2 separate regions of the Homo sapiens genome follow, and region 2 is linked to region 1. A link is an interaction called in ENCODE POLR2A ChIA-PET data of the cell type or tissue named here. Cell type or tissue: PC-9. All regions are shown on one strand. Links, peaks and the distances in the headings refer to the core of each region. The heading gives the core; the rest is flanking DNA. Region 1 holds the start of LOC105375242 (a long non-coding RNA gene). Region 2 overlaps LOC101928688 (a long non-coding RNA gene).

Region 1 (15,097 bases), core at 3,839-11,838:
GGCAGATCATGAGGTCAGAAGATTGAGACCATCCTGGCTAACAAGGTGAAAGGCTGTCTCTACTAAAAATACAAAAATCAGCTGGGTGTGGTGGTGCACACCTGTAATCCCAGCTACTCGGGAGGCTGAGGCAGGAGAATCACTTGAACCCAGGAGGCAGAGATTGTGGTGAGCCGAGATCATGCCACTGCACTCCAGCCTGGTGACAGAGCAAGACTCTGTCTCAACAAAAAAAAAAGAATATATAAAATTCACCATAAGGATAAAAATATAGTCAGACTCAGAATAACACTGTAGAAGTGGTGAATAAGTCACTTTTAACTCCAGTATAAAGTTAAAAGATAAATGTATTAATAATAACTATAGCTACAATAATTTGTTAATGGATACACAATATATAAAAGGCGTAAATTTTGACATCAATAGCAAAGTGTGGAGGGAGGAGAAGTTAAAGTGTAGAGTTTTTATATGTGGTCATAATTAAGTTATTATCAGCTTAAAATTGGCTTTTATAGCTATAAGATGTTTAATGTAAGCCTCACGATAACCACAAAATAAAACAAAGACCTATAGTACATACACAAAAGATAAAGAGACAGAAATCAAATCATACTACCATGAACATTTATCAAATCACAAAAGAAGACAGAAAGAGGGAAAAATGAATAAAGGAACTATAATACTATCAGAAAACAATAAACAAAATGTCAACATTAAGTTCTTACCTTCAGTAATTACTTCTTGTTTAATTAAAATTAAAGTTTTTTTTAGAGAGAGGGTCTTGCTTTGTCACCCAGGCTGTAGTGCAATGCTGTGATCATAGCTCACTGCAGCCTCAAACTCCTGGGTTCAAGCAATCCTCCCTCCTCAGCCTCTCAAGTAGCTAAGACAGCAGGTGTGCACCACCACACTTGACTAATTAAAAAAATTTTCTTTTGTGGAACTAGGGTCTTGGTGTGTTGCCCAGGTTGCTCTCAAACTCCTGGCCTCAAATGATCCTCTCATCGTGACCTCACAAAGTGCTGGGATTACAGTCATGAGCCACTGTTCCCAGACCTGGTAATTACTTTTAAATGTAACTTGACAGAATGGCTGAATAGATTTTGAGAAACAAGATCTAACTATATGCTGTCTACAAGAAACTCATTTTAGCTTTAAGGAGGCACACAGGTGGAAAGAGAAAGAATAGAAAAAGATATTTTGTGCAAATAGTAACCAAAAGGGAGCAGGAGTGGTTATATTTATATATATTTATATCTGACAAAATAGACTTAAAGTCAAAACTGTCCCAAAAGACAAAGAAGGTCGCTATATAATGATAAAAAGGTCAATTCATCAAGAAGACATAACAATTATAAATATATATGCACCCAACATCAGGGTCCCTAAATATATAAAGCTAATAGTAACAGAAAAAGAAATAGACATTTATACAATAACAGTAGGGGACTTCAATACCCCACTCTCAACAATGAATAGATTATCTGGAGAGAAAACCAGTAAGGAAACAGTGGATTTGAACAATACTGTTCAAATGTTATAGATCAAATGGATCAAACAGATATAAAAAGAATATTCCATCTATCAGGAGCAGAATACATATTCTTTTCAAATGCACATGGAACATTCTTCTGGATAAATCAAAGGATAAGGTAGGCCATGAAACAAGTCTTAACAAATTCAAGAAGACTAAAACCATTCCAAGTATCTTTTCTGACCACGATTGTATCAAACTATTAATAGAAAACAATATCATGAGGAATATTGGTAAATTAACCAATATATGGATATTAAAGAGCATGCTAGTGAACAACCAATGGGTCAAAGAATAATCAATAAATAAAGAATTTTTAAAAAAATATTCACAGAATCAGTAAAAAAACCTGTTTTGAAATTCATATGGAACCACAAAAGAGCCTGAATAGCCAAGGCAATCCTAGGCAAAAAGAACAAACCTGGCCACATTAATTTACTTGACTTCAAACTATACTACAAGAGGCTGGGCATGGTGGCTTACACCTGTAATCCCAGCACTTTGGGAGGCCAAGGTGGGCAGATCATCTGAGGTCAGGAGTTTGAAACCAACCTGGCAAACATGGCAAAACCCCATCTCTGCTAAAAATACAAAAATTAGCTGCACATGGTGGCAGGCACCTGTAATTGCAGCTACTTGGGAGAATGAGACATGAGACTCACTTATACCTGGGAGGCAGAGTGAGCCGAGATCATGCCACTGCACTCCAGCCTGGGCAACAGAGTGAGACTCTGTCTTAAGAAGAAAAAAAAAAAAGCTATACTACAAGGTTAAGTTTACAGTAACCAAAACAGCATGGTACTGATACAAAAACAGGCACATAGACCAGTGGAACAGAATAGAGTCCAGAAATAATCCTGCACATGTACAGCCATCCAATCTTCAGCAAAGCTGACAAAAATAAGCATTGGGAGAAAGGGATCCCTATTCAGAAAAAAATGGTGCTGTCATAACTGGCTAGCCATATGCAGAAGATTGAAAATGGACCCCAAAATTCAACTCAAGATGAACTAAAGAAGTAAATGCAAAACTTAAAACTACAAAAATCCTGAAAGAAAACCTAGGAAATACCATTCTGGACATAGGACCTGGCAAACATTTCATGATGAAGATGCCAAAAGCAATTGCAACAAAAACAAAAATTGACAAATGGGATCTAGTTAAACTGAAGAACTTCTGCACAGAAAAAGAAATTATCAACAGAGTAAACAGACAACCTACAGAATGGGAGAAAATATATGCAAACTATGAATCCAACAAAGGTCTTATATCCAGAATCTATAAGGATCTGAAATCAACAAGCAAAAAACAACCTCATTAAAAAGTGGACAAAGGACATGAACAGACACTTTTCAAAAGAAGATATACATGTGACCAACAAGCATCTGAAAAAATACTCAGCATCACTATTCATTAGAGAAATGCAAATCAAAACTACATTGAGATACCATCTCACACCAGTCAGAATGGCTATTATTAAAAAAGTCAGAAAATAACAGATGCTGGTGAGGTTTCAGAGAAGAGGGAACACTTATACACTGCTGGTGGGAATATAAATTAGTTCGGCCACGTAGAAAGCAATGTGTCAACTCCTCAAGGAACTTAAAATAGAACTACTATTTGAACCAGCAATCCCATTATTGAGTATATAACCAAAAGAATATAAATCGTTCTACCATAAATACACATAAATGTGTATGTTCATTGCAGCACTATTCACAATAGAAAAGACATTAAATCAACCTAGATGCCCATCAGTAGTAGAGTGGATGAAGAAAATGTACATATTCATCATGGAATACTATGTAGCCATAAAAAAGAATGAAATTATGCATGACCTTTGCAGCAACATAGATGGAGCTGGAGGCCATTATCCTAAGCAAACTAACACAGGAACAGAAAATCAAATACCACATGTGCTCACTTATAAGTAGGAGCTCAACAATAAGAGCACATGGACACCAAGGAGGGAAAATAGACATTGGGGCCTACTTGAGGGTGGAGGGTGGGAGGAGGGAGAGGATCAGAAAAAAATACCTATTGGGTACTATGTTTATTACTGAGTGACAAAATAATCTGTACACCAAACCCCAATGACATGCAATTTAACTATATATTAATAACAAACCTGCACATGTACCCTGAACCTAAACAAAAAATTGAAAAAAGAATCACAAACTATGATCAAGTGGGATTTATCCGTGGGATGCAAGGATAGTTCAACATATGCAAATAGGTAAATGTGATACACCATATTAACAGAATGAAATAAAAAATTATTGATTATCTGAACAGACACAGAAAAAAAATTTGAAAAAATTTCAACATCTTTTTATAATAAAAAACCTCAACACATTAGACATAAAAGAAAATCGAAATACAAAAAGCAATCTGAAAATGTGTACAAAACCACAAAGTCCTCAAATAGTAAAAACAATCTTGAACAAAAAGGACAAAACTGGAGGCATCACACAATCTGATTTCAAGATACAGTACAAAGCTATTGTAATCAACACAGTATGGTACTGTGGGCCTCAACATAATAAAAACCACATATGATAATCTAACAGCTAATATCATTTTTAATGGCCAAAAGCTGAAAACTTTTCCCCTAGGATTGGAATTGAGATATAGCTGTCTACTCTTGTCTCTTGTATTTAATATAGTACTAGAAGCCCTAGCCAGAGCAATTAGATTTTTAAAAAATTACAGGGATCCAAATTTGGAAGAAAGAAGTAAAATTGTTTGCAAGTGACATGATTTATATACAGAAAAATTCTAAAGATTCCACCAAAAAATCTGATTCAAACAAATAAACAAATTTAGTAAAGTTTCAGGGTACATTTGATATGCAAAAATAAGTTGTATTTCTGTACACTAACAATTACCTATTTGAAAAAAAATAAGAAAACAATCCCATTTATGACAGCATTAAAAATTTAAAAAACCTTAAGAATAAATTTAACCAAGGAAGTGAAACATCTATACACTGAAAGTACAAAACATTGATGAAAGAAATTGATGCAAAGATATCCAATGTTTATGCACTGAAAGAATTAATATTGGTAAAATAGTCATACTACCTGATATGGTTTGGCTGTGTCCCCACCCAAATCTCATCTTGAATTGCAGTTCCCACAATCCCCACGTGTTGTGGGAGGGAACCAATGGGAGATAATTGATTCATGGGGGCGGTTACCCCCCATGCTGCTGTTCTCATGATAGTGAGTGAGTTCTCATGAGATCTGATGGTTTTATAAAGGGCTTTTCCCCTTTTGCTCGGCACTTCTCCTTGTTGCCACTATGTGAAGAAGGTTGTATTTGCTTCCCCTTCCACCATGATTGTAAGTTTCCTGAGGCCTCCCCAGCCCCATGGAACTGTGAGTTAATTAAATCTCTTTCCTTTATAAATTACCCAGTCTCAGGTATGTCTTTATTAGCAGTGTGAGAATGGACTAATACACTACCTAAAGCAATCTATAGATTTAACGCAATCCCAATGAAAATTCCAATGTCATTTTCCACAGAAATAGAAAAAACAATCCTAAAATCTATATGAAACCGCAAAAGTCCTCAAATAGTCAAAGCAATCTCGAACAAAAAGAACAAAGCTGGAGGTATCACATAACCTGATTTCAAGATACACTACAAAGCTACTGTAATCAAAACAGTACAGCACTGTGTAAAAACAGACATATAAACCAGTGGAACAGACTAGAGAGCCCAGAATAAATCCACACCTTTATGGTCATTTGATTTTTGGCAAAGGTGCCAAGAACACACAACGGGGAAAAGATAGTCTCTTCAATAAATGGTTTTGGAAAAACTGGATATCCACATGTAGAAGAATGAAACTGAACCCTTATCCCACACCACATACAAAAATCAACTCAAAATGAATTAAAGATTTAAATGTAAGTGCTGGAACTGTGAAACTACTGAATAAAATATAGGGGAAAAGCTTCTTGACATTGGGCAAAGACTTTTTTGGATATGACCCCAAAAGCACAGGAAACAAAAATAGAATTAAACTACTGATATTTCATTAAGAAATCATGTTGCACACTTTAAATATATACAATTTTTGTCAATTATACCTCAATAAAGCTGGACACACACACACACACACACACACACACACACACACATTTGGTATATTTGGGGTTTACCTTCCAGCACGTGAGGAAGCCACAGAAGGGCTTTAACCATTCAGGGATAGGATCCAAGTTATGTTGTAGAGTGACACTCTGGTGGCTGGGAAGAGTGAGTTGTGTTACACTCAGAAGCAGAGAGATCCCATTGTGTGGCCGTTGCAGTGGGCCCCCAAGAGCCTTCAGTGGGGGATGGTGGCTCCAACTGAGCTTGAAGGACTTCCAAAGACAGCAAATGAGAGGTGAAGCCAGCTGGGCTTCTGGGTTGAGTGGGGACTTGGAGAACCTTTGTGTCTAGCTAAAGGATTGTAAACACACCAATCAGCACTCTGTCTAGCTAAAGGTTTGTAAACGCACCAATCAGCTCTCTGTCAAAACGGACCAATCAGCACTCTGTAAAACAGACCAATCAGCTCTCTGTAAAATGGACCAATCAGCTCTCTGTAAAATGAACCAATCAGCGGGATGTGGATGGGGCCAGATAAGAGAATAAAAGCAGGCCACCTGCGCCAACAGTGGCCACCCGCTCAGGTTCCCTTCCGGTGTGAAAGGTGTGTTCTTTCGCTTTTCAGATAAATCTTGATGCTGCTTATTCCTTGGGTCCACGCTGTCTTTATGAGCTGTAACACTCACCCAGAAGGTCTGCAGCTTCACTCGTGAAGCCAGCAAGACCACCAGCTCACCAGTAGTGATGAACTTAAGTCGGGAGGACTGAACAACTCTGGACGTGCCACTTTTATGAACTATAACACTCACTGCAAAGGTTTCCAGCTTTCACTCGTGAGTTCAGAGATACCACAAACCCACCAGAAGGAACAAACAACTCCAGACATGCTGCTTTGCTGCGTTTAAGAGCCGTAAGACTCACCGCGAAGGTCTGCGGCTTCGCTCCTGAAGTCAGCAAGAGCACGAACCCACCAGAAGGAAGAAACTCCGGACACATCATCTTTAAGAACTGTAACACTCGGCAGGGCATTGGGGCTCACGCCTGTAATCCCAGCACTCCGGGAGGTCGGGGGGGGGGGGGGGGGTGGATCACGAGGTCAGGAGATCGAGACCATCCTCGCTAACACAGTGAAACCCCAGATCTACTAAAAATACAAAAAATTATTTTGGGCGAGGTGGTGGGCGCTTGTAGTCCTAGCTACGGGGGAAGCTGAGGTAGGAGAATGGCGTGAACCGTGGAGGCGGACCTTGCAGTGAGCAGAGATCGCGCCGCGAGACTCCGTCTAAAAAAAAAAAATGAACACTTACCACGAGGGTACGCGGCTTCATTCTGGAAGTCAGCGAGACCGAAAGCCTACCAATTCTGGACACAAAATGGGGTGGAGGTGGCAGAGAACAATACTCGGTGAGGCTTTTGGGGGCCATTAGGTGATTCATGTGATCAAAGTGAATAGTTCCTAGATCAGGGACAGTCAAAACTTCCTAGGTACATGAAGAAGCTGTTCCTCAAACAAAATGTCACTTGGAACTGCCACATTTAAGTGAAAGGGCAGTGGCTCTCCTTGGGGCTGGGGAGGGGGGTCTACAGCCACGTCCGGCTCTTAGGCATTGTTATTCCTTCTTCCCCAACTGTGGCCTCCAAGCCACTCTTGTAGAACCCCCCAGAGCTCTGAGGGTCCCAGTGGGAGAACCTCTGATAGGAGGGAAGGAGTGAGAGAGTGCCCTGCTGCTCTTCCTCTCGCTTTGCTCCCTTAACTTGTGCTGTGCACAGCTCTTGACCTTTCTGAGAACAGACTGGCATCTCTGGCCGCCCGCCCTCCTTCCCTCCCTCCTCACCAACCCTGACTGGCAGAGGTTCTCTGCGTATCTGACTCAGTGAGCAACCTTCCTTAAGGCAAGGCCCTTTATTTACCCCTCCGCCTCCCATTTTGGCACCTCGGTGGCTATAAATACGCCCTGTGAATGCAATTACGTGATGGAACGCAGGCTGCGCCAAAGCCTCTTTGCTCCAGGCTATGGTGTCAGCCATTTACCTCTGTGAAGCATATAAAAAGACACGCGACTCAAGAGGCAACGCACACGCTGAGACAGAAAGCAAGAGCACAACGAAAAATACAACAACAAACAAAACTCATAAGACGGCATTATGAGTATTCCCGGGAGAACAAAAAGGCTCCAAGAAGGTAACTCCCGTCTCTTGAGCATACAATATGGTTTTTATAAACTTCCAGGACTCTTTCCTACTTTTTTTTTTGCTGTTTTTACCATATCACCCCCACAACACAGTTTTTTCTTAAGGAAATTAAACACAAAACACCTACTGTATATTTAATTTAAAGAGGAAAAAAAACTTCAAACCTTTCAATGTTGAAATATCATTAAGCAGGGTGACGCAAAGCTGGAGAGGCCAGGAAATTGAGTCTTTAACCTGCCACTCCTTCCCGAGCGTATGGCCATGTATGTCATTACACAGCACTCTGCTCCAGAGTATAAATTAAGCTTCATTATAAAGATGAAGGCAGCCCAGGCCTGGAGTTTCGCAGGATCTGGCTGCGGTGGGCTGGGGGGTAGTGGGTGGGCCCTGGCCCTCTCTCTTCTAGAGGTCACAGTAGTAGCACAAGGACCCCCACCTCCTTCATCCTCGGGGGCTGCTGCGAGGCCTTCTCAGCGAAGCATTGGCCAGGCTCTGGGAAGAGCCGATGACCGGCTGTGCTTTCCAGATTTGGAAACTTGGCTCATACTTTTCCTTAAGCAGCCTCCAGCTTCTCTGCGTATTTCAAATCATCTTGTCATTCAATGCCCAGAGCAAACGCCGTGGTCTTGCTGAAGCCACATTTCTAACCGCCCAGCTATTTCTTTCCCTCTGGCTCCTCCTGCATGACCAAGATTTTGAATTGTGAAGTTGATTGCCTGACTTCCCGGCAATGTTTCTTCATGTTGGACAGGTGACTAAGCCTCTTTATGCCTTTGTTTCCTTGTCTACAGGATGAACTAGTTGTGCGGATTAAGTGAGATTGTGCCCATAAAACACATAGTCATTCAACAACTCTTAAACTATCTTGGGAGCATAGCAGATGTGAAAGAAAACTATCTTTAGTCCCCTTTGAGTTCCAAAGTTCATTCCACAGATCTGGCTGGCCCAAACAATAGTACTTGTTTGTCAAACGCATCGTCTGTGCCCAAGCCTGGGCTGGGGAGTGTCAATAGCTAGTGAGAGAGGGGCTGAGGAACTCTGAAGGTCCTTGCCAGTGAAGAGCACGTCATACTTCCAGGATGCTGTCTGTGCTCTGCAAAAACCACGAGGCAGCCTAGAAGCTGCATTTCCGCAAGGAAGCTAAAGGAACTTAGGACAGAGTAAGGACTGCTGGGCTGCAGTGAAAGGGAAAACCTTGGAAGAAGAATGGCACATCATTTATTTTTCATTTACAAAGTGATTAACCTATGCGTTATTTTTCCCCAAAGGATTTTAGGTGGTTTTCAAAAGCACGTGCAATTCAAAATATAAGATAAATGAGGGAAAATATATGTAATTGTCAGTCCAGGGATTTGACACTTAGAGCTTAAAAGAAAGAAATGTTTGGATGGATGTGTATGTGTGTGTATATTGTAGGTGGTGGGGAGTGAGGTAGTGTTTCCCAACTGTTAGCTGATTGTTTTAGGTTTTCATCTTGTGATTCATACTATATTTGGCTTTGAGAAGCTTAAGTCCATTGTAGAGAAGATATTTCAGTTGACTTACAGCTCTTACATGGACTCTCAGCAGAACTTGGTTACAAAGGATTGGGAAAGTGGCCCAGGGATCTTGGTGACCAATATCTGGGGACATAACTAATGAGGAAGTGACCCAGGCTAGCAGCGAAGAAAACAATGACTCTCTTGGCTGGTCCTAAATCTCCTGTTTTCTCACGAAGATCCTTTGATCACTTCCTTGGCCAGGCAAATGTGTCCTTACTGTTTGTTTCAACTTATGGGGAATTTCCCGGGAGCCTGGCCCTATCTATCTCACGAGAATAACCTTTAATCTTATGAGTCTTCACAACACACACTATATAGCAACCATCACCTTAGTATACTAGACAGTGCAGTTGGTGTGCATCCAATAAGAAGGTCATCCCCAAGGCGTTCTGCAAGCTCAGGCCTCACGGAATGATGTTACCAAACTGCCTTGATTTCTGGCGATTTCCAACAGAGGATCACAGAGCACTGTTCAGGTCCACGTTAACCTTGTGGCTTTCTTGGCACATAGATCCCAAAGCAAAGGATGCCAGGCAACAAATCAGAAATAGAATTGAGAAGTAAGCACAAAGGATGAAGGGAAGTGCCAAATACATTTGGTTTCTCATGGGGGATAAATTGAATTACGGTCTTAAAAAGTTTTAAAATAGTGCAGAAATGCTAAACATGAAAAGAGGTGTTGGATATATTTTAAGATTCCAGGAACTCAGAATCAGAGTCATGACATAAGAGGGATTCACTGGTCATTTTGTACAGTAGTGCCAGAAATAAGGAGCCTTGCGGTGCACATCCAGCCAAATCCAGGCAAGTGGGAATGGAGAGGCAAAGAGAGCTTGGGTTAAAACACAGTATCGTTTTCATGCCCCACTGGAAGTTACTGACATCCTCACATGGGCTCAGAATTCGAGCACGTGAGCTCACCTTCAACTTTAACAGCCTACATTCACCCAAGTGGTTCTGCAAAGAAATAAGAAACTGTGTTTTCCTTCCAAGTAACAGACACCGTGAAATGAGTGTTCAGGCTGGTTTCCCTGCAAATCCAGGCATCACAGAAAAACTTGTGACTACACAAACAAAAAAACAAGCATACATTATGTGGCCAGAATATGTTTATGTTTAATATATTTTTCAATTAAAAAAATCAAAACCAGCCGGGTGTGGTGGCTCACACCTGTAATCCCAGCACTTTAGGAGGCTTGAGGCAGGTGGATCACGAGGTCCGGAGACTGAGACCATCCTGGCTAATATGGTGAAACCCCATCTCTACTGAAAATACAAAAAAATTAACCGGGCTTGGTGGCATGCACCTGTAATCCCAGCTACTTAGGAGGCTGAGGCAGGAGAATCACTTGGACCCAGGAGGCAGAGGTTGCAGTGAGCTGAGATCCCGCCACTGCACTCCAGCCTGGGTGACAGAGTGAGACTCCATCTCAAAAAAAAAAAAAAGAGAAAAAAAAACCAAAACCACAAAGAATTAATGAGAGCAGCCTATCTATAAAGCCATCTCCTTGTATTTCTTTTGGAATCATTTAATAATGTTAAAATCTTAATATAAATGAAATCATATTTTCAACATGATTTTCAGGATTTGTATGTCTCTCTCTGTCTCTGTAAGTCTAAGCCAGGACCTTGACTGAAGAAAAGTATTCCTGCATCCAGTTCTGCTCTGGCCTCGTCTTTCTGAAAAGGCAGAGAAACAGAGGCTCCAAGAGATACCCTGTAGCTGAAAAAACCAAAATTGTTAAAACTAGAAAACACCATAGGCAATGAATTTAATCCTCTCCTGTTACAGAGGAGGGTCCAAGCTTTGAAAGATAAATTATTTCCCCAAGTTCAGATCTCCTGACTCCAAATCAAATTACTTTCTTTCATTTCTTTTCTTTTCTTTTCTTTTTTTTTTTTTGAGACGGAGTCTTGCTCTGTCCCCAGGCTGAAATGCAGTGGTGCGATCTCGGCTCACTGCAACCTCCGCCTCCCGGGTTCAAGTGATTCTTCTGCCTCAGCCTCCCAAGTAGCTGGGACTATAGGCGCGTGTCACCACTTGCAGGTAATCAAGTTACTATCTAGCCAAACTATCCACCTCTGAAGGGCTGTGCAGCTGGACGGAGGTGAGAGGGAGCTCTAAATGGGCTCCAGGCAGAACAGGTATCACTTGAGGGACAGCTCTCAGTGCAAGGATCCCCACTTACATCAGCGCCTAGACAGAGAATTATGGAAAGTAAATGGGGACAGAGTTCAGAAAGGGGGAGAAGAGGGCCAGGGGAGAAGAAGAGAAGGGCAGTGGCTCAGTAAGACCATAGCCTTTGCTAGGACACCAGTCTGTTGAGCCAGAAGTCCAATATGAGAACTTCCTTGGCCGTCGTTGGAAGTCCCCACACAGGTCTACTGGTGCCAAGTCACTTCTGGCTCTGAAAGGCCTGCCTTTTGGTTATATTCTCCCAGTACCTCAGAATGAACAACAACAACAAAAGCTTCATTTTACTTAGATAAACCCCCCTCTAGCAATCCCTGCAGAAAGACGAGTTCTTTCATCACACGCAAGGCAAGGGGTGGCACCCTGGGCTTTCAATGGGACCTGTTTGCAGCAGGAAACTGTCATTCTCTCCAGCCTTCATTTCCAAATGTTACCTTACATCCTCCTACCAAAAAGAAAGATTGCTATTGTTCAAAGGCCCTGAGAGGCTTGAAGGGTGCCTCTGTATCCCCAGTAGGGCTGAGATTGACAACTGACCTTGTGTCTTCTGCTCAGTAGCCATGAACCCAACAGCACTTGATATATTTGGGAATTGAGGACCACAAGAAAGATGAACCTCTTGGAAGGCAGTACTGGATGGCCGCTGCCCAAGCTTGGCGCAGCTTACATCACGCATACCATCCTTCCTAGCCGGCCAACCACCCTCAGCCTCTCTGGCAGGGTTCTCGCCAGCAATCATTACGACTTTATTATAGCCCCTTTCAGCAACTCATGAGTTTTTACAGCCAAATTACAAGTTTGTTTACAGTTAAGTAGCAGCGAGTACTTTTAAAGCAAGTACTGTAGATGTTTTTACGACTGAGTTTGCACCATCAGAAACATACCGAGTATATGGCAGGGCCCAGGACGCCAGGGAGGCTGTTTAGGATTCATCTAAATAGGGCAAATAAAGGGGCTTTGTGTTTGCCTCATGGAGGCAGGTCTCCACCAGGCCAAGGCTTGGATTTTACACCATGAGGTCTTTGTATATATACCAATGTGGGGTTCATCTGATAGTTTAAGGGACGTAATTTGCTTCATTAACTGTATTAAATATTAGAATAATTAGGTTATAATTTTAAAAATTATTGTCACATAATAGAATAGTCAAATTCATAGTGACAGAAAGTAGAATGGCCGTTTCCAGGGGTTGCAGGGTGGAAGGAATGAGGAATGGGGAGTTGGTGTTTAACAGGGACAGAGTTTCATTGTGAGAATATGAAAATCTTCTGGAGATGGATGGTGATGATGTTTGCACAGCAATGTGAATGTACTTGATGCCACTTAAAATGGTTGAGATGATACATGTTAAGTATATTTTGTTGCAATAAAAATATTTAGAAGCTGAAGACATATATTATTGCCTTCAGGTAGAGGATGGAGATTTAGGTTTAGGGAAGTAAGTATACACACATATATGTATATGTATATATGTGTGTGTAAAACAATCCCTTTTTCAAAACACATAGTTAACTTCCTATTCTTTCACTTTCTACTTTGATAACACCAATATCCAGATTTAGTACAAGATGTCTAAAACATTCTAGTTTTATCATATGAGCCAAGTTTGCCTGAAAACAAGTGGCGGATGGCATTTTTAGTGTGGTAAATAGTTTCATTACTTTCAAGTAAAATCTCTATAACATGGTTAACTCATGGAGTGAGATGTTCAATTCTGAAGAAACCTCTAATAGGATAACAATTTTCGAGCATTTTCTGTGATGGAATCACTCATAGTTGTTTGAGAACTTTGATACATATCTCCAACAAATAAATAAACTATTCGTATTGAGTAAATCTTTTTACTTGAATCATTTGGTTCATAAAAATGACTTACCTGCCATTTCCAAGCAGCAAGAAACCCTTGGTTGTGAGAAGACGATTCTGAACAATATGTGTATCTTAAGAGTGATTTTCTCATTGACTTAAAACATTCTCTCTTTTGATTACAACCTGAAGAATTTATGTTTTCTCACAAAAAAGCAGAACAAGTAAATATTAATGAAAAGAGATGATAAAAGGAAATAGAGCAAGCATAACTAATATTAATTATGATATTTGTAGGTTTTTTGTTTTAAAACAACAGAAATGTATTTCCTCCCAGTTCAAGTTTTTTATCACTACACTGCACTGTGTCTCATTCATATAACGCCATTTATTTTCTACATTTCCCTCTGAATGGCAAATTTCACAGTGGCCAAATATCGGTCTCTCTCATTCACTACTGTGTACTCAGGGTCTAGAACATTTCCTGGCATCTAATAGGTGCCTTGAAAAAAAATTGTTGTGGTAGAATACACATGACAAAAAATTTACCATTTTAAATTTTTTTTTTCTTTTTTTTTTTTCTTTAGAGGCAGGATCTCACTTTGTTACTCAGGCTGGAGGACTGCAGTGGTGCGATCATAGTTCATTGCAGCCTCAAATTCCTGGGCTCAAATGATCTTCCTGTCTCAGCCTCCCAAGTAGTTGGGACCCCAGGCACATGCCACCACACTGGCTAATTTTTAAATTTTTTGTAGAGATGGGGCCTCACTATGTTGCCCACGCTGGTCTCAAACTCTTGGCCTCAAGTGATCTTTGCACTTCCGCCTTGGCCTCCCAAAGTGCTGGGATTACAGGCATGAGCCACTGCACCCTGCCATCATTTTAACCATTTTTAAGTGTATAATTCAGCGGTATTAACTGCATTCATACTGTTGTGCAACCATCATCACCATCCATTTCCAGAGCTGTTTTTTGTTTTTGTTTTTTGTTTTTTTTTTTGCATCAAACTTCTCAACAGTAAAGACCGTGGTGGAGAACATTTTTGATAAACTCAAGGATTTGATCCAAGGAGCTTATGAACCAATGCTATCCCTCAACAGAATTGAGCATGCACAACTCAGGTGATCCTGTACTCTGAAACTTTCTTTCCACAGAACTATTCAAGGAGAAAAGCTTCATCCAAATCAGAGAGAACTGGGGAAACATTGGCCAAAGGACTAATAGTGAGTCTTGGATATATTTAATTATGGATCCCAAACTAAAATAAACGTAGGAACAACGGTAGAAAAATAATGTGTAATTTTTTATTGTCCTGACAAGTATGTGGGCCCTCCATATCTGTGGGTTCCACATCTTCAGATTAAAACAACTACAGATAGAAAATATTTTTTAAATGCAACAATAAAAAAATACAAATAAAAACAATAGAGTATAATGACTGTTTACACAGCATTTACACTGTGTTAGGTACTATAAGTAGTCTAGAGGTGATTTAAAATATGCAAGAGGATGTGCGTAGGTTATATGCAAATACTAAGCCGTTTTATATAAAGGACTCGAACATCCTTGGAATTTGATATGGGAGGTGTTGTCCTGGAACCGATATCCCATGGATACCATGCCTATATAATAATACAACTTTAAAAACTGGGAGAAAGGAGAGAGGAGAAGTAGAATAAGCACATTGATTGCTGCATAGGAAATAGATGGGAATTATAATTTTTAAGAACG
Region 2 (15,097 bases), core at 2,447-10,446, 1.0 Mb before region 1:
CCTTTGACAAGCTTTAAATCAAAGTTAGCATGAGCTAACTTTATGGCTCAAACCAATAGGATAATTTGCTGAGGTCTGAGAGCACCCCCCCCAGAGAATCCCTGATCTCCCAAAATTTGGTCGAGATCTAACAACTCCTTTTTTTTTTTTTTTTTTTTGAGTTTTACTTGCTTCCAACACAAGGAAGGCAAGTTTTTCCTGCTTCCATGATGATGGAAGCGAACCAGTTCAATTCCAGCAGGAAAGATGAGTTTTTTTTCCCCTGCTTCTAGGATAGTAGACAGCAGTCTTTATTTAGCCTGAGACCCATCCCTAGGTAAGTAACTGAATTGGGGTTTGTCGTGGCTAAAGATTAACAACCAGCTGGTGTTAATTTGCTTACACTTCAGCCTGAGACCCATTCCTAGGTAAGTAACTGAATTGGGGTTTGTCTTGGCTAAAGATTAACAACCAGCTGGTGTTAATTTCTGCTTACACTTAACAGCACTCACATTAGAAACAACTTTTGGTGCCGCAAAAGAAATAGCACTCGAACAGAAATTTTCTCAGCAAGGCAAATTTACTTCTGCAGAAGGGTGTAGCTTGCACCAGTCATGATCACAAGAGCACACCGAGTGGGATAGGGTGTAGGGGTTCAGTTAGGATGGTGGGAAAAATTGTAAAATAAACACAAACCTTCTTGGAAAGCTGGAAGGTTTTTGCAAAAGCCTCAGGATAGAGTTATGGCTGACAGCAGCCTAATCCTCCTTGAGCTATAGCAAGGGTAATTAACATAGGAATGTAGAGGAGTCTGTCTAAATAGCTTGTTGACTCATGTGGTCCTAAGACTAACCTTTGACCATCTGCAGGTGCATGATTGCTCTCTACATGGTAATTACCTTCTAGTGGTGTTTACTTGAGAATTTTGTCATTTAATGTGTGCCATATAAGTGACAGAGGGCCAGCGAGTGGGGGCCATGGTTGCAAGTCTTTACAACACTCTCTTGGGAGTCTGTAAATCGCCTGAACTCTCAGAATAATATCTGTATCAGGGTATTTATTCATCTGTTGTTGGGTCAGGGTCTGCAGGATGGACCCCTGCAGCTGGTGCCCTGTGTGAGGATCACTACAAAGGAAGCACGAAGGACCCCCTGAAAATGAAGGTAAAAAAGGACTGCACGGTTACTGAGTAATCAGTAAGTCATTGGTGCCCACTCGGGATTTCCAAGTTCAGCTGGGAACAGGCTCACGCCTGTAATCCCAGCACTTTGGGATGCCAAGGTGGGCAGATCACCTGAGGTCAGGAGTTTAAGGCCAGTTTGGCCAACATCGTGAAACCCCATCTCTACTAAAAATATGAAAATTAGCTGGGTGTGGTGGCACGCACCTGTAATCCCAGCTACTTGGGAGGCTGAGGCAGGAGAATTGCTTGATCTCCGGAGGCTGAGGTTGCAGTGAGCTGAGATTGCGCCACTACACTCCGACCTGGGCGACAGAGTGAGACTCCATCTCAAAAAAAAAAAAAAAAAAAAAATTTAAAAAAGGAAGGAAATTGGCCAGGCGCGGTGGCTCACGCCAGTAATCCCAGCACTTTGGGAGGCTGAGGCGGGTGGATCACAAGGTCAGGAGATTGAGATGGTCCTGGCTAACACGGTGAAACCCTGTCTCTACTAAAAATACAAAAAATTAGCCAGGCGTGGTTGCAGGCGCCTGTAGTCCCAGCTACTGGGGAGGCTGAGGCAGGAGAATGGCCTGAACCCGGGAAGCGGAGCTTGCAGTGAGCTGAGATCGCACCACTACACTCCAGCCTGGGCGACAGAGCGAGACTCCATCTCAAAAAAAAAAAAAAAAAAAAAAGGAAATTCTGACACATGCTACAACGATGAACTTTAAGGGTATTCTGCTAAATGAAATAAATCAATCACAAAATGACAAATATGGTATGATTCTACTTATATGAGTTACCTACGGTAGCCAAATTCCCAGAGGCAAAAAGTAGAAAAGTGGTTGCCAGGGGGTTGGAGGAGGGGAGAATGGGGAATTAGTGTTTAGTAGATACAGAGTTTCCATTTTGCAAGAAAAAAGAATTCTGAGAGTGGATGGTGGTGATGGTGATGTTAATGAACCTAATGCCACTGAGCTGTAAATTTAAAAATGTTTAAGATGGTAGATTTGTGTTACGTGTATTTTACCGTAAGTGTAGGAAAAAGAGTTATGTGGACAAAAACACTTGCTGTAAGACAGACTTACATAGCTTGGCTGGAGAACAGCTAGAGTAAACAAATACATCATCAAAAGTAAATGAAAAATGTATAAATCCTGAGGGGAAATTTTTTTTTTAACTCTAAGACTTATGCAAATTTCTGCAAATAAATAAACAAAACTCTAAGACATATTTATGTAGAAACCTTAGGAGAAAATCAGGCCAGGCGTGGTGGCTCATTTTTGTAATCCCAGCACTTTGGGAGGACGAGGCAGGCAGATCACTTGAGCTCAGGAGCTCAAGACCAGCCTAGGCAACATAATGAGACCCTGTCTCAAAAAAAAAAAAAAAAAGAAAGAAAGACAGGAAGAGAGAGAGAAAGAGACAAAGAAAGAAAGAGAAAGGAAGGAAGGAAAAAGAAAGAAGAAAGAAAGAAAATAAAAGAAAAAAGAAATTCTCCAATGTCTCCAATATAAAGCCAGCTTTGGGATCTACTACCCTGTGTTGGTGCTTCTTAAACTGGAGAACGCACATCCCCCAAAAATATGTCCAGAGAACCCACCCCACTCCCTGTGCCCTGGGATCTGCTGACCTCATTTTAAGAAATATTGCACCTAATGTCAAAATAACACAATCACCCTGCATTTGTGATTTTTACTTTGGTTGAATTATTTTATGTTATAAAGGTATGTTATATAGTTAGTAATACTACATAGCCAAAAGCTTTATAGATTATCTTTAATTTCTTGAGGTAGTGTTTTCCCAACCTGAACACTCTTAGCTGCCCAAGAATATCAATAGAGAAACCAGTTTGAGAAGTATTGTACTACACAGAAGTTGTCTAAAGACCCTGAGATTTAATAATCTAGCAACAGAAGTTTCTGGTTTGAGCTCAATTGACTCCTAAAGAAAGTTGGGGCCTGGGCATGGTGGCTCACACCTGTAATCCCAGCACTTTAGGAGGGTGAGGCAGGCAGATCACTTGAAGTCAGGAGTTTCAGACCAGCCTGGGCAACATGGTGAAACCCCATCTCTACCAAAAATACAAACATAAGCTGGGTGTGGTAGCACATGCCTGTGATCCCAGCTACTCAGGAAACTGAGGTGGGAGGATCATTTGAGCCCAGGAGGCAGAGGTTGCAGTGAGCTGAGATCTCGCCACTGCACTCCAGCTTGGGTAACACAGCGAGACTCCCATCTAAAAAAAAAAAAAAAGAAAGAAAAGAAAAGAAAAAGAAAATTGATAGGAAAATAATGAGGGCTGGGGTAGGAGAGCAGGAGGCAGGGGCAGGGATCAGGGAAGGGCACAGGTGGCCAGTTGGTCATGGAGGCAGGATCTGTGGCTTTTAAGGGCCCTTTCTCTAGGACCTTGCACAGGGCCTGGCACACAGTAGTAGGCAGTCAATAGATATCGTTGAATGAATGAGGGAAGAGGGAGGAGGAGGAGGACAGAGATTGTGTTTTGTCATAACCAGAAACTCTGCCTGGATTTGTGTCTAAACTAGACAAAGCTGTGGCTTTTCACACAGCTTGGTGTGAGTTCGGTTGACTCCTAAAGAAAGTTTGGGGGCCGGGCGTGGTGGCTCACGCCTGTAATCTCAGCACTTTGGGAGGCTGAGGCAGGTGGATCACGAGGTCAGGGACCAAGACCATCCTGGCCAACATGGTGAAACCCCGTCTCTACTAAAATACAAAAAATTAGCCGGGCGTGGTGGCAAGGTGCCTGTAGTCCCAGCTACTTGGGAGGCTGACGCAGGGGAATTGCTTGAACCTGGGAGGCAGAGATTGCAGTGAGCCAAGATTGCGCCACTGCACTTCAGCCTGGCGACAGAGCGAGACTCCGTCTAAAAAAAGGGCCAGGCGCAGTGGCTCACGCCTGTAATCCCAGCACTTTGGGTGGCCCAGGCAGGCGGATCATCTGAGGTCGGGAGTTCGAGACCAGCCTGACCAACATGGAGAAACTCTGTCTCTACTAAAAATACAAAATTAGCCGGGCGTGGTGGTGCATGCCTCTAATCCCAACTACTTGGGAGGCTGAGGCAGGAGAATCGCTTGAGCTGGGGAGGTAGAGGTTGCAGTGAGCCAAGATTGACCCATTGCACTCCAGCCTGTGTAACAAGAGCGGAACTCCATCTCAAAAAAATAAAACAAAAAAAAGAAAGTTGGGGGCCAGGAGTGGCCGCTCACTCCTGTAATCTCAGCACTTTGGAAGGCCAGGGCAGGTGGGAACTTGGTTTCTGCTCTAACTGGTTTGGGGATGTGAATGAAGGGTAGGCAGAGATCTGACTTCAAGGCTTCAGGGAGCATGTGAGATAATTACAAAGTTAAGCAAGGGAAATTAAATTGCTGGCCAAAAATCACAATCCTTTTGCTCCTAAAGTTTAGAAATGCCCTGGTTTGCTAGAGAATTGACTTTTTTGAAACCTCTTATTTATTTATTTATTTATTTCTTAGACAGGGTCTTGCTCTGTGACCTAGGCTGGAGTGCAGTGGTTCCATCACAGCATGCTGCAGCCTCCACCTCCGGAGCTCAAGTAATCCTCTCACCTCAGCCTCCCAAGTATCTGGGACTATAGACATGTGCCACCGTGCCTGGCTAATTTTTTTTTTTTTTTTTGACATGGAGTCTCACTCTGTCACTCAGGCTGGAGTGCAGTGGCGCAATCTCGGCTCACTGAACCTCTGCCTCCCGGGTTCAAATGATTCTCCTGCCTCAGCCTCCTTAGTAGCTCGGATTACAGGCATGTGCCACCACGCCCGGCTAATTTTTGTATTTTTAGAAGAGATGGGGTTTCACCATGTTGCTCAGGCTGCTCTCGAACTCTTGACCTCGTGATCCATCTGCCTTGGCCTCCCAAAACGCTGAGATTTCAGGCATGAGCCACTGCGCCTGGAGCCTGGCTAATATTTTTTATTTTTTGTAGAGACAGCATCTCACTGTTGTCACCCAGGCTGGTTTCGAACTCCTGGCCTCAAGCAGTCTCCCTATCCTGGCCTCCCAAAGTGTTGGGATTACAGGCACGATTCACTGTGCGTGGCCCAGCTTCTTTTTAGTATTAAAAAAAATGTTGTGTCAGCCAGGATAGAATGGCCTATGCCACAGTAACAACCAACCCCCAAATTGCAGCAATCACATTTATTTCTTACTTTTGCTACATGTCCAAGGTGGGGCTGCAGGGCCTCTTTGCTGCTGCCACCACTCAGGGCCCAGGCTGCCAGTAGTGTCCTCTCAGCAGTGGCTTCCTTGATCATCAGGACATTGGGAAGGTGAACATGGTGAATTACGCACTGCTTTCTACCCAGAAGGGTCACATGTCATTCCTGCTCAAATTTCATTGACCAAAAAGAGCTACATAACCCAAATCCTACCAGGTGCCCCAAAGGTAGAGAGCTGCAAATATTTAGTGAACAGCATTTAATGACTACTACGTATTTTCCTTATGGAAAACAAACATACAGAACTAGAATTGCACAAATGAAGACTGAAGGTCTGGATTGGTTCTTCAACTCTATTAGGTTGGTGCAAAAGTAACTGCAGGTTTGCCATTTTAATGGCAAAAAGTGCAATAACTTTTGCACCAACCTAATACATATGCAAGAAGTTGTGTCACAAATTATAATTGGGGCTATAGCTATAGATTCACTGTTTGAAAGCCAATGTGAATCAAGGATTATTAGACAATGGGAGACTTCTACATTTCCCCCATACTGTTCTACAGCTTTGACTCAGAAATGCATTTTAGAATGTAAAAGATTTTTTCTTTTTTAAAACTCATTGCTTACTGCTTCTTAATTTAGTAAAAATCTACAAAGATATCTTTGTTTTCTTTTTTTTTTTGAGACGGAGTTTCGCTCTTGTTGTCCAGGCTGGAGTGCAATGGCGTGACCTTGGCTCACCGCAACCTCCACCTCCTGGGTTCAAGTGATTCTCCTGCCTCAGCCTCCCGAGTACCTGGAATTACAGGCATGTGCCACCAAGCTTGGCTAATTTTGTATTTTTAGTAGAGACGTGGTTTCTCCATGTTGGTCAGGCTGCTCTCGAACTCCTGACCTCAAGTGATCTGCCTGCCTCAGCCTCCCAAAGTGCTGGGATTACAGGTGTGAGCCACCACACCTGGCCTACAAAGATATCTTGATTGCTCTTCCAATTCAACTTTCCATTTGCAAAAGCCTCTAATATTTCAAAATTCTGAGTTTCTTCTGACAAAATTGGGGTAATCTGAAACAGGTAATGAACAAATCACAGAAAAATAGAGCTGGAAAGGAATACAGGGATTATCTCATCCAGCCATCTAAGAGAACAGAAAAGATAAAAATAATAAATAAATAAATAAATAGCTCTGGGATGTAGTCTTTCTGGCTAAACAGCTTCCCCATGAGGAAGTTGCAGCACTTAAACTTTTGACTCCTGTAGGCACAGCAGTGCATGCCTGTAGTCCCAGCTACTCCTGAGGTGGGAAGATCACTTGAGCCCAAGAAGTCCTGGACTATAGTACACGATGCCAATCGGGTGTCTGCACTAAGTTCAGCATCAGTATGGTGACCTCCTGGGAGTGGGGGACCACCAGGTTGCCTAAGGATGGGTGAACCAGTCCAGGCAGAAACTGAACAGGTCAAAACTCCTGTGCTGATCAGTAGTGGGATTGTGACTGTGAATAGGCATTGCACTCCAGCCTGGATGACATAGTGAGATCCTATCTCTAAGAATAGAGAGAGAGAGAGAGGGAACTAAACTTATCACTCCAAGCCAAATTCCCTTTCCTCACAGGCCTCTCATTAATGTTGGAAAATGCCGGGTCCTCTGTACAACTTTCTGTTTCCTACAGTTGCCTGGCCTCTATTTGTTTTTGTCATGTCATATTCCTCAACTGTTCTAATTGGAGTGGAGCTGTGGTCATCTATTGTTATAGTAGTAATACTGAACATTGCCATCATTTTTATTAAGTGATTCTTACTTGCCACAGCAGTATTGTATTTTCCCCATGCAAATATCATGTGTGATAGGTTCAACTGTGACCCCCTAAAAAATCTGTTCAAATCCTAACCCTTAGTGCCTATGAATGTAACCTTATTTGGAAATAAGGTTTCTGCAGATGTAATTACGTTAAGATGAGGACACACTGGATTAGGGTGTGCTCTAAGGTGACTGTCCTTACAATAGGTGAGGACTTGAGTGACGCAGGTACAAGCCAAGAAACACCAAGGGTGGCCAGCAGCCACCAGAAGCTGGAAAAGGTGAGGAAAGATGCTTCCCGAGAGCCTTCAAGGAGTATGGCCCTGCTGATGCCTTGATTTTGGACTTCTGGCCTCCAAAACTGCCAGAGAATAAATTTCTGTTGTTTTAAGCCACTGAATTTGTGGAACTTGTTAAGGCAGCCCAAGGAAACCAACACACTCCATGAGATGGTTATTAATTCTCATTTTACAGATGAAGAAACTGAGGTTTATAGAGATTAAAGATTTGCTTGAAGACTTAACAGCCATGAGAACTAAATCAACGTGTAGGTTTTGTTTGAATCCTATAAAAAGGCCATTTTTGAGATAATCAATGAAATTTGAATATGGTTTGGGTAGTGGATGTTATTTATTTATTATAAATTTTATATTATTGTTTTAGATGTTACTAATTATATTTGTTGGTGCAAGGTGCAGTGTTATTACATTGTTGTTCAATAACGGCATAGTGATCATATTTTAAAAGGGTTTGGCCAGGTGCAGTGGCTCATGCCTGTAATTCCAGCACTTTGGGAGGCTGAAGGGGGAGGATTGCTTGAGCCCAGGAGTTTCAGATCAGCCTGAGCAACATCGTGAGATGTTGATCTAAAAAAATAACCAATACATTTTTTTAAAAGAAGGAAAAAAAAATAAGTAGAAAGAAATATAAAAGGTTTTTACCAGCAAAATATGCATACTGAGGTATTTGTGGGTAAAATTTCATGACGTCTGGAGCTTGCTTTAAAATGCTCATCCTGGCCAGACACGGTGGCTCACGCCTGTAGTCCAGCACTGTGGGAGGCCGAGGTGGGTGGGTCATTTGAGGCCAGGAGTTTGAGACCAGCCTGGTCAACATGGTGAAACCTCCATCTCTACTAAAAATCTAAAATAAATAAATAAATAAGTAAGTAAATAAATCAGCCAGGGGCTGTGGCACACGCCTGTAGTCCCAGCTACTTGGGAGGCTGAGGTACAAGAATCGCTTGAACCTGGGAGGTGGAAGTTGCAGTGAGCCGAGATGGCACCACTGCACTCCAGCCTGGGTGACAGCAAAACTGTCTAAACAAACAAACAAAATAAAATGCTCATCCCCACCACTCCCCGAAAAGTACTGGAGGGAGTGGATAGATGAAACAAAATGGACACGTTGTCATTAATTGTTGAAGATGGATGATGTGTGTGTGTGTATATAGGGGTTTGTTATAGCATATATTGTACTACTCTTTCTGTTTATGTAACAAAAAATAACCTTTCTTTCTGAGAGAATTCAGTCCTATTGTCCTAGGGCATATTCTGTAATGAATTAACTCCACTCTTATGCATCTTGCAGGGAACTGCAGCATGGGATGCAACATTCTTGGAAGAACTGAGAAGAGTACTCACTCAAATTACCTTCTGTGTGGTTTCTATGGTTTCTCCACACTGGTTGAGAAAGTTCTGAAAACCGCAATCCAGAGGGTAAGTCCAGCTCGAACGGGAAGGCAGTCGGGCTCAGGAACATGGAGCAACCACCTGCCCTTCTGCTGCCCTGGACAATAGGTATTGCACTGTTGGAACTTGGTGGCATTTGCCCAAGGTCAAAATAGGGCATGAGGGAAGATGAAGGGATGGAAGTGAGCCAGCTGTGGGCATTCTCCTAGACACTTCTCATGCTCCTCTGCTTCTCTTAGCCCCTAGAGAACTAAGCCTCACCTAGTCCCCCACCCTTCTCCCCTGTCCCTAAAGCAGTGCACATCCCTTTCGAGATTTTCTGACAGTGACTAGGAAATTCAAGGGCAGGTTTTGTAGTGGAAAGTGCTGGCTAGGGTTGTGCAGCCCATAGGGGCCTGGTTTCCTAATCTGACCCCATGGCTCTTTGGCTGTGTGATCTGGGGCAGCTACCTAACCTCTCTCAGCTTCAACTGCCTCTCCTGTGAAACAAAGATGGTATTGCCCAACAGGCTGTGGGGAAGACTGAATGAAGCATTATTATATGTTATGCACCTAGTGAACTGCATGATATACAGCAGATGTTCAATAAGTAAGACACATGGCCGGGTGCAGTGGCTCACGCCTGTAATCCCAGCACTTTGGGAGGTCGAGGCAGGTGGATCACCTGAGGTCAGGAATTCGAGACCAGCCAGGCCAACATGGCGAAATCCCATCTCTACTACAAATAAAAAAATTGCCAGGCATGGTGGCGCACACCTGTAATCTCAGCTACTCAGGAGGCTGAGAATCGCCTGAATCTGGAAGGCAGAGGTTGCAGTGAGCCGAGATTGCGCCACCGCACTTCAGCCTGGGTGACAAAGCAAGACTGTCAAAAAAAAGAAAAAGAGATAAGGGCAAGAAAAGGCTCCAATCACTGCCTCAGCCACGTCCACTGCCATGACCACTGATACCTCACAGGATAATTTGCACCTTGGATTTCAGATGCTGATAACTGGTTTCTGTAAGGTGAGATCAGGGCAGAGAAGATCCAGGAGAGGGCTGGCATGCTGCCCAAAAGACTCCTTCCAAAAGGGCTGATGGCAGGGCTGAAACCACCTTTGCAAAAATTATAACAGAGGAAATTATGACAGTGAAAGAGATCAAACCTAACCGACTCCATCTGGCTTCTAACCTTTAAGCTGTCCTTGTTCACTCCTGGGCATAGGCTGAACTAACCTTGGGAAGGAATTTAGTTCACAGTTTTGCTCTGAAACAAAATTGATAATAGCCCTTTCCCCACAAAGACCCACTTCTTGCCTGGGGACCAGTCTATCTTTGTAGGACTCACAAATTAGCTACAAGATTAGAAATTATGGTTTAGAGGTCATGCAGCCTCTGGCTGCAAGAGTCTGAACCTCCCCAAATTGCTTCTGGGGATAACATCACCATTGTAAAGCCTAAGATCAGTGCTTGAGACATTTTGCAGACCTTGCACTGGTAGCTGACACTACCCAGAAGGGTAATCTGGCTCAACCAGTTCTGTGATCCCACCCAGGAACAGAAGACAGCAAGAAAACCTCACTATGACCCCCTAAAATCCCATCTCCAAACTGGCAAATCAGCACCCCGTACTTCCTGAGACTCCACCCCTCAAATTATCTTTAAAAATTCTCCAAATGCTCAAGGAGACTGATTTGAGTAGTAATAAAACTCTGGTCTCCCGCATAGCCTGCTCTGCATGAATTACTCTTTCTCCATTGCAATTCTCCTGTCTTGATAAATTGGCTCTGTCTAGGCAGCGGGCAAGGTGAACCTGCTGGGTGGTTACAGGGCTTTGGGTAGAAGAGAGAGAGGAGATGAGAAGAATGCTTACAGGGGAGGCAAAAGGGGAATTCCTGGGGCAAATCCTGGGGGGAAAGTAAGGGAGAGGTACTCTCCAAGGGACATAGGTGAAACTTGAGTCATCTGTAAATGTGAATACCTCCAAATAAATAGAAGAAATGTAAATAGTACTTGCTATGTCCCAAGGCTTATTCTGGAAGCTTTACAAATATTAACTCCTGTAAACTTCTCAACAACCTGTGACATAAGTGCTATTATTATCTCCATTTTGCATGTGAATAAACTGAGGCAAAGAGAGGTTAAGCAACTAGTCCAAGGTTGTCCAGCTGGTAAGGGTTGGAGCTGGGACTCAGATCAGACAAGCTTGTTCCAGCATCTCTCCACCAATTCTGGAAATCATCACTCTGTAGCTGAGTGTTGAGAATGGTACAAAGAGTTAAGATTCCTGCATTTTGATGGATCTTTCTTCTGAAAACTGGGTCACCCTAACAGTCCCCTGGGTTTACCTGGCCAGGATACCTTGATTCTCTGACACTTTTTTTCCTCCCTCAGGTCTAGTTCTGTGATCCCTCTTGGCTTGTGCCTTGTCTGCTCCAGATGGGGTGTCCTCTCTCTGTGCCAGTGTATCAGCCAAGGGTCCATCCAGAAAAACCCACTCAGAGTGATGTATACTAGGGAGATTTGAGAGGACCTAAACAATTTTGGAAGCTGGTTAATGCAAACTAAAAACAATTCTGGGATAGCCACAGTGGCTCACACCTGTAATCTCAGCACTTTGGTTTTTTGTTGTTGTTGTTGTTTTTGAGATGGAGTCTCGCCCTGTCACCTAGGCTGGAGTGCAGTGGCATGATCTCGGCTCACTGCAACCTCCACCTCCGGGGTTCAAGCAATTCTCCTGCCTCAGCCACCCAAGTAGCTGGAATTACAAGCATGTGCCACCACATCCAGCTAAGTTTTGTATTTTTAGTAGAGACAGGGTTTCACCTTGTTGGCCAGGCTGTTCTGAAACTCCTGACCTCAAGTGATCCACCTGCCTCAGCCTTCATCCCAGCACTTTGGAAACCTGAGGCAGGTGGATTTCTTGAACCCAGGAGTTCAAGACCAGCTTGGGCAACATGGCAAAAGCTCATCTCAACAAAAAAATGTATGAAGTTAATAATAATAATAAATAAAATGCTAAGGTCCGCGAACCACCTGAATGGACCCATCCTCTCTGCCAGGACATTCCAAAGTTAACCTGAAAAACTGGTTCAGGCCATGACAGGAAGGGAGGGTTGGACATACCTCATTATACCCTCCTCTCTTTTGGATTTCAGCAAAAGCTGACAAGCGTTAACATCAACACAGACCTTAAGTCTGATAAGAAAAACTTACGGGCCGGGCGTAGTGGCTCATGCCTGTAATCCCAGCACTTTGGGAGGCCGAGGCGGGTGGATCACTTGAGGTCAGGAGTTCAAGACCAGCCTGGTCAACATGGCGAAACCCCGTCTCTACTAAAAATACAAAAATTAGCCAGGCGTGGTGGTGCACACCTGTAATAACAGCTACTCTGGAGGCTGAGGCAGAAGGATCACTTGAGCTCGGGAGGCAGAGGTTGCAGTGAGCCAAGATCACACCACTGTACTCCAGCCTAGGTGACAGAGTGAGACCCTATCTCAAAAAGAAAACAAAAAAAGAAACACTTTCAGTCTATTATCCCTGAAGGCTGCTACCTGGAGCTTTCACCTGCATGATAAAACTCTGGTCTCCCCAACCCCTTATCATCATAACCCAGACATTCCTTTCTGTATATTCCAGGTCTTTAGATAATAGCTTAATAAGTTAACTCTGTCAACCAACTGCCATTCAGAAAATGTTTAAATCTACCTATAACCTGGACCTCCCCCACCTGCCTCCTTCCAGTTGTCCCACCTTTCCAGACCAAACCAATGTACATCTTACATGTATTTGATGTCTTATGTCTCCCTAAAATGTATAAAACTAGGCTGTGCCCCAACCACTTTGGGCACATGTTCTCAGGGTCTCCTGAGGGCTGTGTCACGGGCCATGGTCACCCTCATTTGGGCCAGAATAAATCTCTTCAAATATTTTACAGGACTTGACTTTTTTTTGTCAACATTGAACAGTCTGTAGATGGCTGGTTCTGGGGCCTGAAGTCTGCAGGGCAGGTCCTCTGGGGATGAGGATGAGGATGGATATGAAGTGGAGGAAAGCAAGGATAAACTGGGACTCTTGAGCCCAAAGCTGGAGCCAGAGGACAGATTGGAGCCCACATAGGTCTTTTAGAAAGCTTCCAATTTCAAGGAAGTAGGTGTCCTATAGGGAAAGCTAGAGCCTTCCACTATGGAACCAAACATACATCTGGCCCAAGAGTCAGAGAAGCTGAAAGAGGCTCCAGCAAAATATGGAGGAGCTGTGAGCCACGGGCTGCCACCAACAAGGTGAGCCAACAGAAAAGCAACAACACGAGCATGTGCTGGGATGGTAGCTGGAGCCTGAGCCAGTCAGCTGAGCACAGAAGGGATACAGCTGCTGTTTCACCTCTGTCTTCCAAATTCCACCCAAGATGTCTCTTGTGGGCCATGCCAGCCTGGAACTATGCAGGGAAGGGGATGCTGGGAGACATTGTTCCAGCTTAGCTCAACTGCTGCAAGCCCAGGCCACACACTTGGGATAGGACGCCCTGCTCTTGCTGGGGAATCCCCTCCATTCTTTCCCTGGAAGTCAAACTGAAGAAAACAAGCCTCCTGCCCAGGGAATTTCTTTGCTTTCATGTTTGCTTTGTTCTCTGTTTTAGTGCCACGGTGGATGTATTCCCTGCTGCCAACTTCTAGTATGGACACCTGGGTGGGTGCCTTTGCTTCTCTTCAGAACCACCCACACCTTTCTATCCTTGGACTCTCCTCCCCAGAGGGGTCATTATCCCAATCAAACACAGTTATGATGAACAGAGAATCCCTGACAGTCACCAGGGATGTCACATAAATGACAGTGTAGTTATGTCTACCACACTGTTTATTCTTGATCTGTAGGATAAGTCTAGAACCAGTTACTTTTATTTAAATACTTTAACACTTGGTGATGGCATAATCTAAGTCAGTGGTTGTCAAACTTTTGCCTGTGGCAGAATCACCTGGAATCCTCTGATTCACATTTTGATTTTCTTTTTTTGTTTTTCTTTTATTGAGACAAGGTCTGGCTATGTTGCCTAGGTTAGAGTACAGTGGCTATTCACAAGTGCAACCATAGTGCGCTGCAGCCTCAAACTTCCGGCCTCAAGCTATCCTCCTGCCTCAGCCTCCCAAGTAGCTGGGACTGCACTGTATACACCGCAGCATCCAGCTCCATCCCAAGTTTCTGATTCAGGTCTCTAAAGGGGCCTGAGAACTTGCAGTTCTATCAAGTTTCCAGGGGATGATGATGACATTGGTCTAGGAGCCACACTTTGAGAACCACTAGCCTTGAGGTTAAGAGGACAAACTTCCAGATCAGACTCCATGGGCTGGACTCCCAATTCACTATTCGTTTGCTTCATGACCATGGGCAAGTTACTCAATATCCTCATGCCTCAGTTTCTTTAAATGTAAAATGAGGACAAAAATGGCACCTACTTTTGGGGGTTGTAGTGAGACTTAAATAAATTAATCCACATAAAGTGTGTGTCCATAAAGCACTATATTCATGTTTTATCCATAAAATACTCTATCCACATTAAGTATGGATACAACATACAGTAAACACTCAACAAATGTTTGCTATTGTTTTAATTCAGCATATGTTTTGTGAGTAAGTGACTATGTAGCAAGTGCATATCGAGTTCTAGATTTACAGATCTTTCACACTCATAAAGGCTGAGTCTAGAATACACAAGTCTTTGATTTAATTTCTCAGTAACTGACATTTTCTTGTCTCTTCATACCTGTCCCCCTCATATGTCTCCAATGATTATCATTGAGCTAGGAAGCACAAGCAAATGCATTAGGAAAAAAGTATTATGATAGAAATACAGCAAGTGTCAGCTCTTTTACAAAATATTATTCTAATGGAAAAACTAGCTTTATGGCAAAGTTTCAGTTTAATTTCCTAATTGTCCAGTGGGTGGCAGCACCACACGGGAATTTCGCAGAAGCGTATTGAATTCCCATTCCCAATCTTCGGCACCAGGCTGGCTCTTTTGCAATTTAAACTCCATTTCCTGGGTCTCAGATGCTTTCCTGTCTTTGTTTACTTTTTTTTGAGAGAGAGTCTTGCTCTGTCGCCCAGGCTGGAGTGCAGTGGCGCGATCTCGGCTCACTGCAACCTACACCTCCCAGGTTCAAGCGATTCTCCTGCCTCAGCCTCCCTAGTAGCTGGGATTACAGGCACCTGCCACCACGCCCGGCTAATTTTTTGTATTTTTAGTAGAGACAGGGTTTCACCATGTTGGCCAGTCTGATATCGAACTCCTGA

What was found. ChIA-PET counts read pairs that join two places held together with the same protein. Peaks named below come from ENCODE experiments on the same cell type or tissue, not always from the same donor. Only the 100,000 strongest peaks of a DNase experiment are listed, where the experiment ranks them.
Region 2: POLR2A ChIA-PET joins it to region 1 with 9 read pairs; 1 of 35 experiments calls an interaction of 5 or more read pairs at or near these places.

The regions. Positions count from the first base shown.
Region 1 is chr7:40,891,782-40,906,878 of GRCh38, forward strand. It overlaps LOC105375242 (a long non-coding RNA gene), which reads right to left and starts at 8,525. Exons shown (of 3, transcript XR_927191.3): 1 at 8,262-8,525. It also overlaps a transcript of SUGCT not described here. In PC-9, for the core only: no CTCF peak of the experiment used is centred there; DNase peaks (open chromatin) are centred at 7,570, 8,050 and 8,520; H3K4me3 peaks cover 1,789 bases; H3K27ac peaks cover 2,436 bases.
Region 2 is chr7:39,881,781-39,896,877 of GRCh38, forward strand. LOC101928688 (a long non-coding RNA gene) reads left to right here. Exons shown (of 9, transcript XR_001745176.2): 8 at 8,727-8,854. It also overlaps the pseudogene RN7SL496P. Among named protein-coding and RNA genes, the nearest start is that of CDK13-DT, 60 kb to the right of the region's middle. In PC-9, for the core only: no CTCF peak of the experiment used is centred there; a DNase peak (open chromatin) is centred at 6,571; H3K27ac peaks cover 1,489 bases.